2 separate regions of the Homo sapiens genome follow, and region 2 is linked to region 1. A link is a loop called in an ENCODE intact Hi-C map of the cell type or tissue named here. Cell type or tissue: sigmoid colon. All regions are shown on one strand. Links, peaks and the distances in the headings refer to the core of each region. The heading gives the core; the rest is flanking DNA.

Evidence for each region. A loop is a pair of places that touch in the nucleus more often than their neighbours do. Peaks named below come from ENCODE experiments on the same cell type or tissue, not always from the same donor. Only the 100,000 strongest peaks of a DNase experiment are listed, where the experiment ranks them.
Region 2: a loop joins it to region 1, with 9 times the contacts of the local background. A loop is called at or near these places in 29 of 110 quality-filtered maps.

Annotation. Positions count from the first base shown.
Region 1 is chr4:20,680,903-20,690,096 of GRCh38, forward strand. No RefSeq gene overlaps it. Among named protein-coding and RNA genes, the nearest start is that of PACRGL, 15 kb to the right of the region's middle. In sigmoid colon, for the core only: CTCF peaks have their summits at 4,469 (motif pointing left) and 4,669; no DNase peak of the experiment used is centred there; H3K27ac peaks cover 415 bases.
Region 2 is chr4:19,219,834-19,229,027 of GRCh38, forward strand. The region is part of intron 2 of LINC02438 (long intergenic non-protein coding RNA 2438); the gene reads right to left. Among named protein-coding and RNA genes, the nearest start is that of LINC02438, 230 kb to the right of the region's middle. In sigmoid colon, for the core only: a CTCF peak has its summit at 5,182 (motif pointing right); no DNase peak of the experiment used is centred there.

The DNA of each region.
Region 1 (9,194 bases), core at 721-8,720:
TTAGTAAGTATAGTTTGGAAAGAAGATGACACTGAGTAGTGACTCTGGGAATTGTGCCAGAAAAATTTATAACAGTTGTATAGTACTTTGTATTCCACTTGATGTATTAGATGGGATTGCTGCCATACACTGAGAAGAAAAATATACCTTGTGGATATTTTGGTAGCTAAGATGATAGAATGAACTTGTTCAAGGAAATGTGGGCGTAGAAGAGGAAGCTTAGGGTTGGAGTTCATCAGAATAGCAATTACCCAAGCAGGTCAATTTTTTAGGAAAATATATTTTGATAATTGAAGTCCAGGAGGAGATCACCTGGCTCATCCACAATGACCTTCAAAATGTAAATACCCAAGTGATTTATGTCATTTTTAAACTCTGTGTCTCCAGTTAATGGCTATTCTTTGGATTATTTGGGAGAAAAACAGCTGGTTCTTATAATTATTATTAGGGGATTTGGATCAATAGAAAGAAGACACTCTGTTCTTTTAAACATTTCTTATGCAACATCATATACAACCCACTGCCTGCCCTCACCCCTCCCCTGGCCCTCTGGCTATCATATTGCTCTCTGACTTTTAATCACAGACTCTGTCTGTATAACTCTACAAAAGTCCAGCCAAAGAGCCAAATATTTAGCCAGTCCTCCGGATATTCTGTTCTCAGCATTTCAAATATCATTTTGTTGAAAAACATCTGGGTCCTTGGCCATGACAAAAACAGTTGTATCTTTCTTCATCAAGGATACTTGGCCTTATATAGCCAGAGAAATAAATTAACAGGACCAAAAGATGCCTAAAAGTATCATCTGAGGAATCTCTTGTTTCTAAACAGTTAACATCGAAATCAGGGTTTCTTAATAGCAACAGCGGCATGGTTGACATTTTGGACTGGATGATTCCTGGTCATGGGGGGCTGTTCTGCACATGGATGGACATTTTGCAGCCTCCCTGCAAAATAGATGCCAGAGGGACATTTGCCTCCTAGTCGTGACGATGAAAGTGGTCTCCAGACATTGCCGGGGATAACAGTTGAGAACCACTAACCTAAAGTATCCAATTTCGATAGTCTTATCCAGTGCCAGCTAGCCTAGAAGGTACCTATAGAAGCTGAATTTAGTTTAGAGAGAGTAACAGAGTGCCAAGAATGGACATGGGATAGGACAGCGGAGAGCGGAAGCATAAAGCCGTAGAAATAACCAGAGCCAGCCGAGCGCGGTGGCTCCCACCTGTAATCCCAGCAATTTGGGAGGCTGAGGTGGGCGGATCACGAGGTCAAGAGATCAAGACCATTCTGGCCAACATGGTGAAACCCTGTCTCTACTAAAAGTACAAAAATTAGCCGAGTGTGGTGGTGTGCGCCTGTAGTCCCAGCTACTCGGGAGGCTGAGGTAGGAGAATCGCTCCACCCGGGAGGTGGAGATTGCAGTGAGCCGAGATCATGCCACTGCACTCCAGCCTGGTGACACAGCAAGACTCCATCTAAAAAAAAAAAAAAAACCATTTATTTCATTTGTTCATTCTACACCCATTCATTCATTCATTTGTTCTTTTGACAGATACATATTGAAGGCATACCTAATAGAAGAAACTGTTCTGAAGTCTGGGTATTCAACAAGAAAGAAAACACAAATTTTATGTTCTCATGGAGCTTATATTCAAATGGAGTGTGGGGGACTTGAATAAGAAGGCATCTAAAGTACCTAGTGTTCGCAGATGCTAAGATGAGAAGTAGTGCGAGAAAAAGAGAAAGGCTCATGAGGGAGGGTATTCCTCAGGGTCTGGTTAGGAAAACACCCAGCAATTTTAGGAGTAGAATGTTACAGAGGGAATGGGTTAACAAGGTATAGGAGGAACACAAAGGCTGCAAAAGTGAAAAGAGAATGCAGAGATAATACAGAGATAGTAGCTTCAGAAAGTTGCTGCCACTCCCTCCCAGGGCTGGGGGTACAAAGGCAACAGGATCAAGTTGTTAGAGCCTAGAAACTTAGTAAAGATTCTGGTGGCACTGGGATACAGACCACTGAGGAGGTGGAGATGGCCCTGCCTGCCATTGTTTGCGGCTATGGAACTGAAGTTAAAAGTCCTGGAGCAGCTGGGTGGCTGACCAACTGGGGATGGTATCTCTGAGGAACACGCTAAGACTGCTGCAGAAAGTTTGGAACACATCTGTTTACCGTAACCACCTGCTGAGCTGGCCTGACACCAGCAGGACCAGCAAGCCAACAAAAAGGAAGAAAATGTTCTCAGAAGCTCACCTACCTCCCAGTCTGCTTCCAGCACCCTATTGGCAGAGTTTATTAGGGAGTCAGCAGCATAGGGGAAATGCTGTCTACAGAGACCCAGGACCAGCATTACAAAGTAGAGTGTGAAAGGGAGGGTTGAGACTGAGAAACAGAGCTTCATAACCAGTGCTGGGAGGCTACTCTTTTATATAGGAGGCCCTTCAAGCCTACCCCACCCTGATTGGGAGAATGTCTGGGTCATTTTGCTCTGTGCATGAAAGTGCTTCAGGAGAATCATTCCCCACACCGTGAACTCCTTCATGGTGTGGGGGATATTATTTATCTTATCACAAAATGTGTATTAAGTGAATGAGTGAAATGATACCTTTGATATAATGCTTGTAGCATTAGTGACTTTTTCAGCTTGGGTAATTCTGATTGCTAGTGTGTGTATGTGTGTGTGTGTGTGTATGTGTGTGTGTGTGTACTTGTTCGACATTCAATCTGATTTTAATAAATATTAACTAGGTGCCCACTAAGTGCAGAGCTCTGCATCAGATGCTACATGAGACCTAAAAGAATTAAACCTTGTCCCTAAAGGACTTAGAATATCGATTCCTGTGTGTGCCATCTGGTGCATATCACTATTTTAAAAAGGTTTTTTTTTTTAATTTCTTGAGGTCTTTTGAATCCTATTCTTCTCTGTTTTTAAAGATATTAGCGATGCACGTCTCCTCCTACCCCACTTTAGTCCCCAGCTTTATCTCTTTTATGAACAAAATTAAATAGATTTCCTCCCAGAAGGAATCCTTTGGTAGAAATTGTATAAAGAGAGAAATTAACTCTTTCAGACTCCCAGGGTGCTATTGCTAAATGTTCTATAAAACTCCTTCCTCATTACTACCTGGAGAGAGACTTGGCATCCGGAAAATAGCATCCAATATGTATTCACTTATTTTCCTCCTTGTTATGTGATGGGGGAACATGAGTGCAACACACTGAAGATAAAGAAGGCTAAGGGATGCTTGTTCATAAATAAGAATAAGATAAGGGTATAGGCTGGGGGATTTTAGTCTCCCAACACACTTTGAAGGTTTGGCTCCTTAGATAGCCCGAGCATGGATTCCTGCCTTCTGCTCCTGCAGAAGGTGAAGGGGGTGGAGGCTGCTGTGACTAGGGCTATGACACTAACTTTGGCTGTTAATGGTGGCCTTCCTTAGCCTATCTCCAAGAATACGGATGCTAGTACAAGTCATGTGCTGTTAACCAAGTATTTTGCCCCTTTCCTTCTGAAGTGGCACTCTATTAAACAGTAATATTTTCTTCCCTTGTTGCTTAAAATAAATGTTTTTAAGGCCTATGAATACTTTGGTCAACATTAGTGGTTTTTCATACTTCCTTCTCTAGGTTTTTAGGGAGAAATGCCTACACTGTTCTTTGAATTGCTTCGTTATTATTATTCCCCAGATTTTCTCCATGTATTAAAGATCCTAAGAATTCTAAGCTCAGACTTTTGCCTCTGTAAATATATTTTTTAAATGGCTGCATAATATTACCCATGGACATGATTCCTAGCCATAGCTCTACTTTGCAGTCAGTCCATCCCCAAAAGACCATCATAGACCACACACTGAATGTTCTACATAGGTTGGGAAAATCTAATGTTAAATATAATACAAAGAGACAACCAGTGATAAAGTTTAAATCCTGAGTCTCCAAGCACATTTTCTTCGAGGGATTCCTTTTTCTTTAGTTTGAGGTAAAAGACTCCAGCAGAAACAACCTCTCTTGACATCCACAAGCCCTTCTAGTAGTGCTCCTGGGTGTGGGTGTCATGAAAATGCAGAGGGTCTCTTACATGTGGTCAAAAACGTTTCAAAGCAGCTCAGCAGATGTATTAGGCTGTAGTCATTCTCCTCTGCTTAGCATTTGGTCAAGATAAGCATTTCCAGTCAATGCTGATTGCATTTAGCCTGACCATGTTTTTGTACGTTTCAATGCTGATCCTATTTTCTCCTTTTAATCGTACAAATATATAACAATAAAGAAAATAATTTTGCTAGCAGTTGAATTACAAAATGTGTTCAACACTCCATTAATAAAATCTCTATCTTGTTCAACATCTCCAGTAAATAGCCTTTATATATTTCCTCTTTTCTATTTGCCAGCTGACAATAGAAAACATTAGCTGAGAGTTGAATGCGGGAAAGCAAAATAAGAGATAGTTATCCACTGCCATCTAGTGGCTAAAAACTTAAAATTCAACCAAAGTTTTTGGATCTTTTTCTTCTAAAATAGTGGAAAAATAAATATTGGAGCATATTTGCACATTTTAAAGGTCTTAATTCTTTTAAATTTTTGAATAAGAATCTGAACAGATAATAAACACATTAAAATTAAGTTTATTTTAACTCCATTACTCACATCTCAACAATAAGACAGGTAAGGTAGTTCATGTGGAGCAAAAAATGAAAGCAAGAATTGACAAGTATTGGGTTATCTTCCCAGGGAAGACAGCTAATGAGGAAGGTTTTACCCTAGCTTAGACCTTAATCAGAAAATTATAGATATCACTGAAGGAGCCAACTCGTTAATTTACCTTCATTGTGCTGTTTGGAGCTATCTTATTCCCAGCACTAATCTCTTTCTTTAAACCAACGTGGGGGCCAAAGACCAAAGTCAGCCAATGCCTCTTAGCAGAAAACAAGTATTTTAGAGATTCTAGCATTGAAAGTTAGAGTTTGGGAACACAGATTAACCTTTTTACAGAGTTTTGATATTGCTATTCAAGGCTGCCCTACTGGACAACTAGAATTTACCCCAAATACGGAGAAATCAAGTGTACTATTCTCTAGAGAAACAGAACCAATTGTGTGTGTGTGTGTGGGTGTGTGTGTGTGTATGTGTGTGTGTGTATGAGAGAGATATTTAAGAAATTGGCTCGTGTTTATGGAGGGTGCCATGTCCAAAATTTGCAGAGCAGAGCCTCAGAGCCAATGCTGCAGTTCAAGTCTGAACGCTGTCAGCAGCAGATTTCTCTCTTGCTTCAGGGAAGGTCATTCGTTTGTTCTATTCAGCCTTCAACTGACTGGGTGAAGATTACCCACCTTATGGAGGGCAATCTGCTTTACTCAAAGTCTACTGATGTAAATGTAAGTCCCACACCAAAGCAGCCTCACAAAAACATCCAGAATAATGATTAACCAAGTATCTAGGCACCATGGCCCAGCCAAGTTGACACATAAAATTAACCATCACACCAGGTGAAATGTACAAAGTGTGAAATGAAAGATTTGGGAGAATTTTTGAAAAGTTTCAAAATGTGCTTTATCATTCACCTGAATAAAATGATTGCTTTATGTCAGAGGTTCTAAACAGCACCTCTCTTTACCACTGACACTTCAAACACCATCAGAGGTACTTGATCATATGACCCAAGTGGTACAGCAGCTTGGACAGCAGTCTGGAGCTGTTGTAGAGCCTTCTCTTGCTCTGGGCCCCACTCAAAACTAGTAGCTTTTAGGGTCTCTCGGTAAATGGGCTATGATAACGCACCCAAGTGTCAAGTATGTTTTCTCCAACATCCAAAGAGGCCTACTAGGTGTTGTATCTCTTTTTTTGGTTGTAAGAGAGGACAGATGCAATGTGTCTTCACCTATCTCAACATGCCCTACACCACTGGATCCCTAGAAATTTGACTGCGGTGGAGGTACTTCAATTCTGGTCAGATTTATTTTCCACATTCTGACATGTAAATGTCTTCTCAATAAATATAGAGTAGTTGTTACTTCTTGCTCATTAGGTCCAATCATCATAATATCATCAGTGCAAATAACCAGTGTAACTCGTTATGGAAGGAAAAGACTATCTGACTCTCCATCAATTAAATTATGATGTATGGCAGGAGAGCTGATACACCCCTGAAGTGGGACAGTAAAGGTGTGTTGCTGGCTTTGTCAGATGAAAGCAAACTGCTTCACCTAGTCTTCACAAATGGGTATTGAGCATAAAAGCATTTGCCAGATCAATAGTTGCATACCAGGTACCAGGGAATGTGTTAATTTTCCCAAGCAATGAAACCACACCTGGTACAGTAGCTGTGACTGAAGTCACCACCTAGTTTAGCTTTATGAAAATCCACTGTGCTTCTCCCAGTTTTATCAATTTTCTACACTGGTCAAATAGGTGAGTTGAGTGGAAATGGGATGGCAGTTACCACTTCCATATAATTTAAGTGCTTGTTGTTGGCATTTATCACTGATACCCTTCTAGGCATGTGATGCTGCTTTTGACCTATTATTTTCCTAGGTAAAGATTGTTCTAGTGGTTTTCCCTTGGCCTTTTCTACTACTTTTTTTGCCCTCACTTCACAGGCCAGGGAATGAATGTGAAAATTCTGCCAGTTTCTGAGAATGTCTATTTAAATTATGCATCCCAGAAATGGGGAAATAATCACAGCATGGGTTCAGGGACTCACTGGAGCCACTGTGGGATAGATCTGAGCTAAAACTCCATTGATCACCTGACCTTCATAAGCCCCTATACCAACTGGTAGACCACAGTGACATTTTGGTCTCCTGGACCTAGTGCCAATGTTTGCCAACTCCTATGCTAAAAAAAAAAAAAAATCCAGGGTAGACACATTTGTTCCTTTAAATTATGATTCCTTGTTGCTTAAAGGCTAACATAAAATTATACCCATTTATGCCTTCTTTTTTATAAACTGTGTTTGACAGTCATCTGTCTTGCCCCATGACTTGCTCTGACCAGTGTGGCATTAGCAAACATGGCAAAAGAAGAGCTTGTGAAGGGCTTTAAGACATTGGTGCTCATCCTCTTGGAACATTCCTTCTTGGAAGGAGGCTGGACTACCCTTAGATCACCATGCTGTAAGGAAACCCAAGCTCATCATGTGAAGCATGGAAGGGCACTAAGACAAGTAGCTTTCAGCTAGATGCAGCCAAGTGAAAATCCCTAGCCAACGCTGTGTGGAAAGAAACCACATAGCAAGCTCAGCCCAAATTCCTGACCCATGGATCATGAAAAGTAATAAATCGCCATTGCTTTAAGCCACTAAGTTCTAGGGTGGTTTACTGTATGTAACAAGTAGATGAAACACGTTTTCTTTAGAGTTTTCCATATTAGTTTTCTAATCATTAGTTTTTCAACTGCTGTCTTAATTTTTCTTATCAATTCATTGTAGATTGTGGGCAAATTGTGGATACTTTCTGGGCTTCATTTGTCTGAACTTTGAAATAAGGGATCTCTGCTATTTGGCCCCTGAGTATATCTTTCAACTCTAAGAGATGAAGTATGGAAGGTAAATATTATTTTTAATACACATTGTTTTAGAACATATCAAGTAATTTATTTGGATGATATGTTTTCTTCATCTTTCCCTTTATAATAACTGGCTTTGAGAAACCATACAATTAACTTTATAAATTTCCAAATAGTTACAGGCTTTCTGTAATTAGGACTTACAATGGCATACTCAGTTATAAGAGAATTCCTTTTTACCATATGGGATAGGATAAGATAAGAAATACTCAAATGGAAAATATCTCTGATCAACCTCTTGAGTATTTTAAAACTTAAGCTACATAGTAAAGTGCTTTAAAACCCCACCATAAAAAACTAATTAAAATTCTTCTATCTGAATACAAAACTTCATGTTTGTGTTAAAAATTAAAACAATGCAGAAGTATAGAAAGAATAAAATTAATCTTTCCCCTGCTGTCTATTACACTCTTCAGAAGAAAGCGCTGTTTTAAACATTTCTCTAGACTCCTAGGTAGCACTAGATAGGTTAGATGCATTCATAGATAGACAAGTGGGGATGGATAGGGGCAGACACATGGATACTTAGGTAAATAGATATGTCTATATTTGTATGTTTATATATAAAAATATACATCTATTTTAGTTTAGTTTTAATTTGATTTACAAATAGAAGTCCAATCCATATGCATCACTCTACAACTTCCTTTTTTTCTCTCTTATTTATTTATTTATTTATTTATTTATTTATTTATTTATTATTTTTTTGAGACAGAGTCTTGCTCTGTCGCCCAGGCTGGAGTGCAGTGGCGCAATCTGGGCTCACTGCAAGCTCTGCCTCCCAGGTTCACGCCATTCTCCTGCCTCAGCCTCCTGAGTAGCTGGGACTACAGGCGCCCACCACCATGCCCAGCTAATTTTTTGTATTTTTAGTAGAGACAGGGTTTCACTGTGTTAGCCAGGATGGTCTCGATCTCCTGACCTCTTAATCCACCTGCCTCGGCCTCCCAAAGTGCTGGGATTACAGGCGTGAGCCACTGCAACGGGCCCTTTTTTTCTCTCTTAAAACAGATCGTGGACATCAATGAAACCAATACATTCATCTCTCATTTATTCTTTTTAATAGATGTGTAATGCTTAATAATTATCCAATTATTCTCCCTCTGATGGACATGAAAATTATTTCCTTTATTGCCTGTCTTAGTGAGCCCTACCAAAATAACATTGACTGGGTGGCTTACACACCAGAAATTCACATTCTCACAGTTCTGGAGGCTGGAAGTCTAAGATCAGGGGGCTAGCATGACCAAATCTTGGTAAGGGGGTCTCTTCCTGGCTTATAGAAGGCTACCTTCCTATTGTGTCCTCACTTAGCAGAGAGAGAGAGAGAGAGAGAGAGAGAGAGAACGAGAGAGCACACACACACAAACTCTAGTATCTTTTTGTATAAAAGCACTAATCCCATCATGGAAGCCTCACCCTCATAACCTAATCTCAATTATCTCCTAAGATCCCATCTTCAAATAACAACACATGAAAAAGTTTCGTTGCACAACAATGAGAAAATATTTAACACTACTGGACTGTATACTTCAAAATGGATCTCATTTGGTAAATTTTATGTTATGTGTTTGTGTTTTCTTACCATAATTTAAAAAAGAAAAAGTATGCATTTCAAGCTTGCCTTTATAGA
Region 2 (9,194 bases), core at 849-8,848, 1.5 Mb before region 1:
AAGTTGCCTTAGAGAAAATGTTTAATTTTGAATTTTCATTTATATTTTTAATATTGCTTGGTAACACTACAAAATAAGGTCTCCCAAATCTGTTCCACTACAAATTATACACAGTACATAGATTTATAGACCTGGTAAAAAAATTGTAAAATGTTTATTGCATGAACAATTTAGGGGAATATAGATAATATATTTGGGTAATTTAGTTCCTAAACTCCGTAAGAGTGAAGCAAAAATAGGCTCTTTTTAAGCACATTTTCAAGACAGTAGCATCCAAGTAAATGGCTTAAATACATGCCATGTCTAAATATGTTTTATTTCTATACTGAAAAAAATGACCAATTGTTTTTCTATTATTTTATTTATATTTATTTCCTTTTCTGAAAAATATATAGGAGAATTTAGAGGCAGTGGGATGTCTTCCTAATGGAATGGAAGGAAGAAGGAGAGGATGGCAGTGAGGAAGAAACAAACTATTTCTCAAAGAATTAGGTCCTTAGTTTTTAATAAACATTTTTCAAGGATATATTATGGTCAAAGCGAGTTACAATTTACTAAGGAAAATATACAGATAAACAACAACAGACTAATAAATTGCCTTAATGGATCTAGAGATAAGTGCAGGAACAAAAACAAAAAGAGCACTGACATCTTTTTTTTAAGTTTTAAATTATGTTTTAAAATTTTTGTTGGTACATAGTAGGTGTATATATTTACCGAGCACATGAGATGTTTTGATACAGGCATGCAATGTAAAATAAGCACATCAAAGAGAATGAGGTATCCATCCTCTCAAGCATTGATGGAGGGAATGGATACCCCATTCTCCATGACTGAGTTGCAAACAATCCAATCACACTCTTTTAAGTTATTTTAAAATACACAATTAAGTTCTCATTGACTATAGTCACCCTACTGCCTTGTCACACATACGCTGCTTTAACATCCGGTGCGTTTAGCTACAGAAAGTAGAAGAGGAGGCTGCTGTTTAGATTTTAGCCTATTTGTGTAAGATCGTGAGGTCTTACTCAATACATGTTGAATAAATAATCCCAAGAATGATCATTAAATAAGTTATGGCTACTTAACTGTGTTGCATTATGATGGTAGAGTCTATGAACTTTAAATCCATCACTCCTGTCCCTTCAATATTTGTTTTTAGCAATAATTTATTCTGAGTATAGTTTAGAAAGGATACTACTTTTCCATGTAGCAAAAAGTTCATTGTATTGAGAAGGATTTTCTAGGTTCTTGTCTTGGATTTATAAATAGCACTTGGACTTCAACAAATCTCCTAATATTTTACAGCTATCATTTTCTTATTTGACAAATAAAGGTTTGCATGGCTTTTTTTAGGACACTGTAGCATTCGGTATTTCTCTGAGTTAAACACAAAATAATGCAACATTATTCTTAGAATGCTTTCAAATACTCCTAATTATTAATATAATTTTCAGCCCTGGTATTTAAACTCATTTTTATTATAACTCTCATAAGCATGTTCACAAATAAATATTAAAGGAAAATGTTTCCCTTTTTTAAAAAAATATAGACCTAACCCTAATCTATCATGAATCAGGGCAGTTACTTAAATTTATGTCAGGTAATGATATTGTAGATACTCCTGATTCTGTAGGAAATTGTATACCCTGTTTACAATGTCCTGGTGAGAAGGGATTGGTATCATTGCACCATTCTCTGTGGCTTCTCCTGTTTTGGAAATGAGTTTGGTAACCTAACAATGCATATTTCCTTGATTTCCAGGACAAAATATGTACAATTTTCCCTCTGTCATTAGAGTAGGTGTTCATGGTATGAAACTGATGAATGTGTGGCCTATCAATGAACCTCATGAAAGGTTTCCAACTTGAAATAATTTCCTAAGCTTAGAAGGCAGTTTGGCCGGGCGCGGTGGCTCACACCTGTAATCCCACCACTTTGGGAGGCCGAGACGGGCAGATTACCTGTGGTCCGGAGTTCAAGAACAGCCTCAACCACATGGAGAAACAGCATCTCTACTAAAAATACAAAATTAGCCGGGCGTGGTGGCACCTGCCTGTAATCCCAGCTACGCAGGAGGCTGAGGCAGGAGAATCACTTGAACCCGGTAGGCGGAGGTTGCAGTGAGCCAAGATTGCGCCCCATTGCACTCCAGCCTGGTCAACAAGAGTGAAAGTCCATCTCAAAAAAAACCCAAAAAAACAAACACACACACACACACACACAAACCTACAACAGGCAGTTTAAGTAAAAAGGAAAAAGATACATATATATAATATTATATATAAATATATATTTACAACACACCATAAGAATGTAATAGAACAAATGCATAGTGTAATTAAAATCACACCACTGAATCACCAATTTAAATAAAGCATCTCTGCAGTTAAATTGTCATATTTTTGCATTCAGTTTTTGTTGGAGAGACAATAATTCATTTTAAAAAGGCTAAATTGAACAGCTAATTTATTAATGAGCATTAATTTTTTGGAGACAGAGCAATATATTGTATGTTTTTTATTTTGCAGATCAGTAATGAAATGTTTCAATTACCTTCAGTTCAGTATCATAACATGTTTTAAATTCTTTAGAAATGACTCTGTCTTCTAAAGAGGAAAAATGATTCCAAACATGTTTACTTCTCAATTCTCATTTTTTCAGTCAATGTGTGCAGAGTTGTAGGTACTCTGGGATCCAAAGGTTTTTTTGCGAATTTGATGCTTTACTTTTGAAATTTTGATAACTGTCAGCACCGGTAATGGTTGACAGTGAGAACTCTTGAGTCAGACCACTGACTCCAAATCTTGACCTGACCATTTAACAAGTGTATATTCATGAGAAGCTTATTAAATTTTCCTAGAGTGCAGTTTTCTTATCTGTAAGGAAACAGTCATAGAACGTTCCTTGGAGTTTTCAGCAATTAAACTTATAGCAGTGAGATAACATATAAGAATTGCTTAGGCCGGGCGTGGTGGCTCACGCCTGTAATCCCAGCACTTTGGGAGGCAGAGGCAGGCGGATCACGAGGTCAGGAGTTCGAGACCAGCCTGACCAACATGGTGAAACCCTGTCTCTACTAAAAATACAAAAATTAGCCAGGCGTGGTGATGCGCCTGTAATTCCAGCCACTCAGGAGACTGAGGCAGGAGAATCACTTGAACCAGGGAGGCGGAGGTTGCAGTGAGCCGTGATTGCGCCATTGCACTCCAGCCTGGTCGACAGAGCAAGACTCCGTCTCAAAAAGACAAAAAAAAAGAAAGAAAGAATTTCTTAGAACACACTGGCATATAAACATTAGGTATTTTATTAAGCACTATGCTAGAAGCCCGGGATACAATGGAGAGCAAAATAGTTATTTTTCTCTTTTTTCACTTGGATAACTTTATTTATTAGTGTAATTCTCAATCCGTAAAGTTCACCATTTGAAATTGTAAAATTAAATGAGTTTTGCACAATTCAGAGTTGTCCAACCATAACTGATAACTTTCTTCCCTCCCAGCTTTACCGGAATAGAATTGGTATGCCAAAACTGCATATAATTAATATATAATTAGCATACCATTTGGTAAGCTTGGACATATGTTTATATTCCTGTTACCTTCACCACAATCAAGGTGACAAACGTACCCATCACCTCTAAAAGTTTTCTTGTGTTGCTTTGCTTTTCATTGGTTTGTTTGTATTGAACACTTAACTTGAGATTTACCCTCTTAACCATTTTTAAGTGAGTGATACTTTATTGTTTACTATAGGAACTATGTTGTTCAGCAGATCTCTAGAACTTACATAACTTTAACTTTATACCCATTGAATAACAGCTCCTCATATTCCCCTCCGTTCACTCCCTGGTAGCCATCATTCTATTGTCTACCTCTGTAAGTGTGACTATTTCATTATTATTATTACTCTTATTATTAATTATTATTATTATTATTTGGAGACAGAGTCATGCTCTGTTGCCCAGGTTGGAGTGCAGTGGCTTAATCTCAGCTCACTGCAACCTCCGCCTCCCGGATTCAAGCGATTCTCCTGCCTCAGCCTCCCAAGTAGCTGGGATTATGGGTATCCACCACCACGTCTGGCTAATTGTTTTGTATTTTTAGTAGAGACAGGGTTTCGCCATGTTGGCTAGGCTGGTTTCGAACTCCTGACATCAAATGATCCACCTGCCTCAGCCTCCCAAACTGCTAGGATTACAGGCGTGAGCCACCGTGCCTGGCCAGTGTGACTATTTTAGATACAGTATTTGTCCTTCTGAGACTAACTTATTTCACTTAGCAGAATGTCTTTCAGGTCTGTCCATTTTGTTGCGAATGGTAGGATTTCTGTCTTTTTTAAGGCTGAATAATATTTTATTATGTGTTTATACCATAGTTTCTTTACTCAATTGTCAGTGAACATTTCAGTTCCTTTATCTTGGCTATTTTCTTCAGTGCTACAATGGACATGGAAGTGCAGATATTTCTTTGAGATCCTAATTTCGGTTCTTTTAAACATATATCCAGAAGTGGGATTGGGATTCCTGGGTCATATGGTAGTTCTATTTTTAATTTTCTGAGGAACCTTCATACTGCTTTCCATAGAGACTGCACTGTTTTACATTCCCAACACAGTGTACAAAGTTTCCTTTTTATCCACACAGCCACCAACAACTATTATCTTTTTTGTTTGTTTTTATAATAGCCATCTTAAGAGTTTGGTGATATTTTATTGTTGTTTTTATTTGCATTCCTTGATGATTAGCGATATTGCACAACTTTTGATATACCTGTTTGCTGTTTTTATGTCTTTTTGGAGAAATGCTTATCCAAGTCCTTTGCCCATTTATAACTGTTTTTTTTTTTTTTTTGCCATTGAGTTTATAAGAGAAGCACTTCTAAAGAATTCTTGCAGAAGGAGATAGGGAGGAGAGAGAGAGAGAGGGGAGAGCTAGAACTATAATGAAATACAGTATGTCTGTATTTCACAAGGTAAAACATGTTTATAGTCCTACAGCTTACTACTGTGATTGTTCTTATTTCAACATTATTGTGCTATTTCAGATATAGCAAGTCTTTTTAGAATGACTTAGAAACTTGAAACAAATTGACTTGATGCTATTTGCCTCTGGGAAAGTGGGGAACATTACTTCCACATTAACAATATCTTTTTAAGGTAAGTAATAAAAGTTAAATTAGTGAACACTAGATGGCGGCATTTAAGAAAAATTAAATCAGAGTAAGTTACTGCGCCACATTAAAAAAAAAATCAGATGTCTCTCACAACAATGACTTGTTTTTCTCATTTATTTGTTTGTTTTGTTCACTATTTGAAATAAGATTTTAGAAGTCTGGAGAAAATATTAAATAGGTGGGAAGGTACTAAAATGTATTTTTCTTGTTTTACAGGTAGAACTCATTGAACACTTGACTCCTGAATGTTCAGATCTATGTTTGAGTTGTTCCGCTAATCCTAGGAGAGTGATTAAAGGTCCACATGTAGTATAAAAGGACCAATGTTTAGGTAGGTGTTTGCTAAGAGGAAACATTTTTGAAAGAAACTTGTTCTGAGTGTAATGCCAGGCATTTAGGCACCAATGATTCCAGAATTTTTTGTTTTTTAAACATACAATAATGGGTAGAATTAATTGAGTGCTTAGGAAAGTCCCAAGTACAGGGATACAAACTTTACATATATCACCTCACTATATCTTTCTACAGTCTAATAAGGTAGGTATATTTTTGGTCCTGTTTTGTAGATGAGGATTTGGAATTTTAGGTTTACGAACTTGTGAAAGCTTATACCATTTTAAATGAGAGTTGAGTTTCAAATATGAAGTCCACATTATTTTGAGTCTAGACTGAGATTTTAACCATTCCACAGATTTTCACAGACCTCAGATTTACAGATTCCTGTAAAATGCACAATTTTGAAACATAGGTATAGCATCAAGCTAAAGTTAAATGTGACTTTGAAATGGGTTGAACTGCAGAGAGGTACCAAATTCCTTACAAACAAACAAACAAACAAAAAAGTAAACTTTTGGACTCATGATCCACAGAAAATATTTGACTCTTTTGATTTTGTTATATCAGAAAATTCAATTAAAATTAATTTTATTTGTAGTTATCTTAATTGCTGTTTTGGATAAACTCAGATATTCATGTAAATTAATCTCTAAAATATTACAGAAAAAAATTATATATTTTGTCCTTAAAAGTAAACAATTGATGAGATTCAAATAAAAGGAAATAATCAAATTACTCTTTTTAATATAGATACAAGTCACACGGCGTAGACGTTTGTTACGTTAAATTACAATATCAATCTGTTGGACCACTTAAAAATATATAATGTCTATAATATAGACATTATATATAATGTATATAGTATGTATTATATATAATGTATATAGTATGTATTATATATAGTATATATTATATATAATGTATATAATATATTATATATAATGTATATAATATATTATATATAATGTATATAATATATTATATATAACGTATATTATATATTATATATAATGTATATTATATATAAAATATTATATTTATATATAATATATACATTATATATAAAATATTATATTTATATATAATATATACATTATATATAATATATAATGTATACACATTATATATAATGTATAATGTATACATTATATATTATATATAATGTATATTGTATACATTACATATATGTAATATATATAATATATATTATATATAATATATATTACATATATGTAATATATATAATATATTATATATATTATATATATTATATATATATTATATATTATATATATATTATATATATTATATATATATTATATATATTATATATTACATATATATATAATTTATATATATATTATATATTACATATATGTAATATATATATATTTTTTGAGATGAAGTCTCGCTCTGTCGCCCAGGCTGGAGTGCAGTGGTGCGATCTCCGCTCACCGCACGCTCCACTTCCCGGGTTCATGCCATTCTCCTGTCTCAACCTCCCCAGTAGCTGGGACTACAGGTGCCCGCCACCATGCCCAGCTAATTTTTTGTATTTATAGTAGAGACAGGGTTTCATCGTGTTAGCCAGGATGGTCTCGATCTCCTGACCTCATGATCCACCTGCCTCGGCCTCCCCAAAAAATTTATTTTATCATAAGTTGATGTAGACAATGTGAAGAATATGGAAGACAAAAATGTTATTAAAATACACGTACTATTACCACCCCATAAATAAGCTTTGTTCATATGTGGTATATTCTTTTTTAGTGTTTTCTTGATGTGTTAACTGTGAATGTAGAAAACACAGATGCACAGCTCCATAAACACAAACACACACACATCAGATGCACACCCATATGTCTGAACATTGGAATAACTTGGAATATAAAACTTTAGGTACTGTTATCTTTTTTTAATTTAACATTATTTTATATGCATGTCCCTTGGCCTGTAAATACTCTTTGAAAAACTACATAATGTGACATTGTATTCATTTAACAAAATGTATTTAAACTTTCCCATATGGGTGTACACTCAAGTTATTTTCTGTTATTCATTGTAATAAATAATTGAAGTGAACAAATGTATATATAATTTTCAACTGTTTTTACTATTTCTTATTATTTCTTTCAGACTGTTTCTTAGAGCTGAAAATTCTGGATTGAAGAGTACAAACATTTTAAAATTCTTATATACATGCCAAATAGATTTTCAGAAAATATGTACCTATTCTTATTTACACCGATATCTTATTAAACTGCTTGTCATTCTCAGCAAATTTTAGCATTTTTATTTTTAAAATCTTAATTAATTGGTGTATAAAAATAGTATCCCATTATTGTTTTAATCCCCACTTTGTTGATTACTAGTAAGCTTAAACAATTGTTTATGCCTGTATTTTTTATTTGTATTTCTTTTGTGCATTGGCTGTTCATGTTCCTTTTAGGCAATTTTATTGAAATGAACATAAAAGCAGCATCAAAACAACGTGGTTGCCATATAACTACCAACCAGTTTGAAGCCAGCTTAACTCTTTTTGTTAGGAATATGAATAATGTACAAAGAATTCCGCAAAAGAAAAATGAAAAAAAAAGTACCTCGAGGGTAGAAAACTGATGCTAATCATAGCATTGTTTTTTCATGAAAATAAGGCATGCTTTGAAGTATTTTTGCTACTTCCCTTCTATTCCCTTGGTTAAATGTTGTTTTCATAATGTTTACACAGTTAACCTCGGTACTTTTAGTACTTATCTAGTCTTGATGCTTTCTCAAAAGCCCTCTCCTTATTTGATTCATGAACTTCGGCTTTCTTAAATTGATTTATATTTCTGTCAAAAATGATTTCATAGTTTAATGCACTGTCCAAAATCCATTTCTTATGGCATGCCTATTGCTTTAGAAAAGTTCATTTTATGTGCATATAATATATATTTCTGCAATCTTTGAGCAGTATTTTCCATTTCTGTAGCAGCAAGCTAGTGCTTTGAAAGATAATACTGTCCAGACGTGACCTAGTGGCAGACTTTTCTAGCTTTCCAATATTGGGTACTGTGCATTTATATATAAAAGAGAAGTGGGCACACTCATGTGGATACATGTTATAAAGCAAAAACAAAATTCTAAGCTCCCCAGCTTACTAAATGGACTTTTCTTCTCAGCCACGGGGACGTCGACGAAACCTGAATAAGTAGTACCGGCCGTAATGGGAAGAGGGGAATTAGACATGCCTCACTATACTCTCCTTTCTTTAGAATTCAGGCACAACTAACCAGGATTAATATTAAAACAGAGATCTTAATAAGAAAGAAATAATACAGGGTGGTCACAGGAGAATAGAATATTTCACGCAGCAGTTTCACATGACTAGCAAGAGGAAACGGTTGAAATAGCTGCATAAACTCGGGGCTGATAAGAGCCTGAAAAACCAGAATGTGGGTCAAGCTGGCCAAGACGGACTGGACGCAACATGGCACTGGATTTGACCTAGGTTTCACCCATGACTTCATCATATGCTCATTTACATACTAAATAATACGACCACCAGCTCCATGACTGTTCCTGGAATACCCATATTTGGTGTTAAAATGGGTGGCATCACAGTTCTGAGAAATCGTTACTTCTTTCTAGGAATACTTATGAATATCCCACCCCTTGGTTAAAGTAATTCATAAAGGTAGAGAC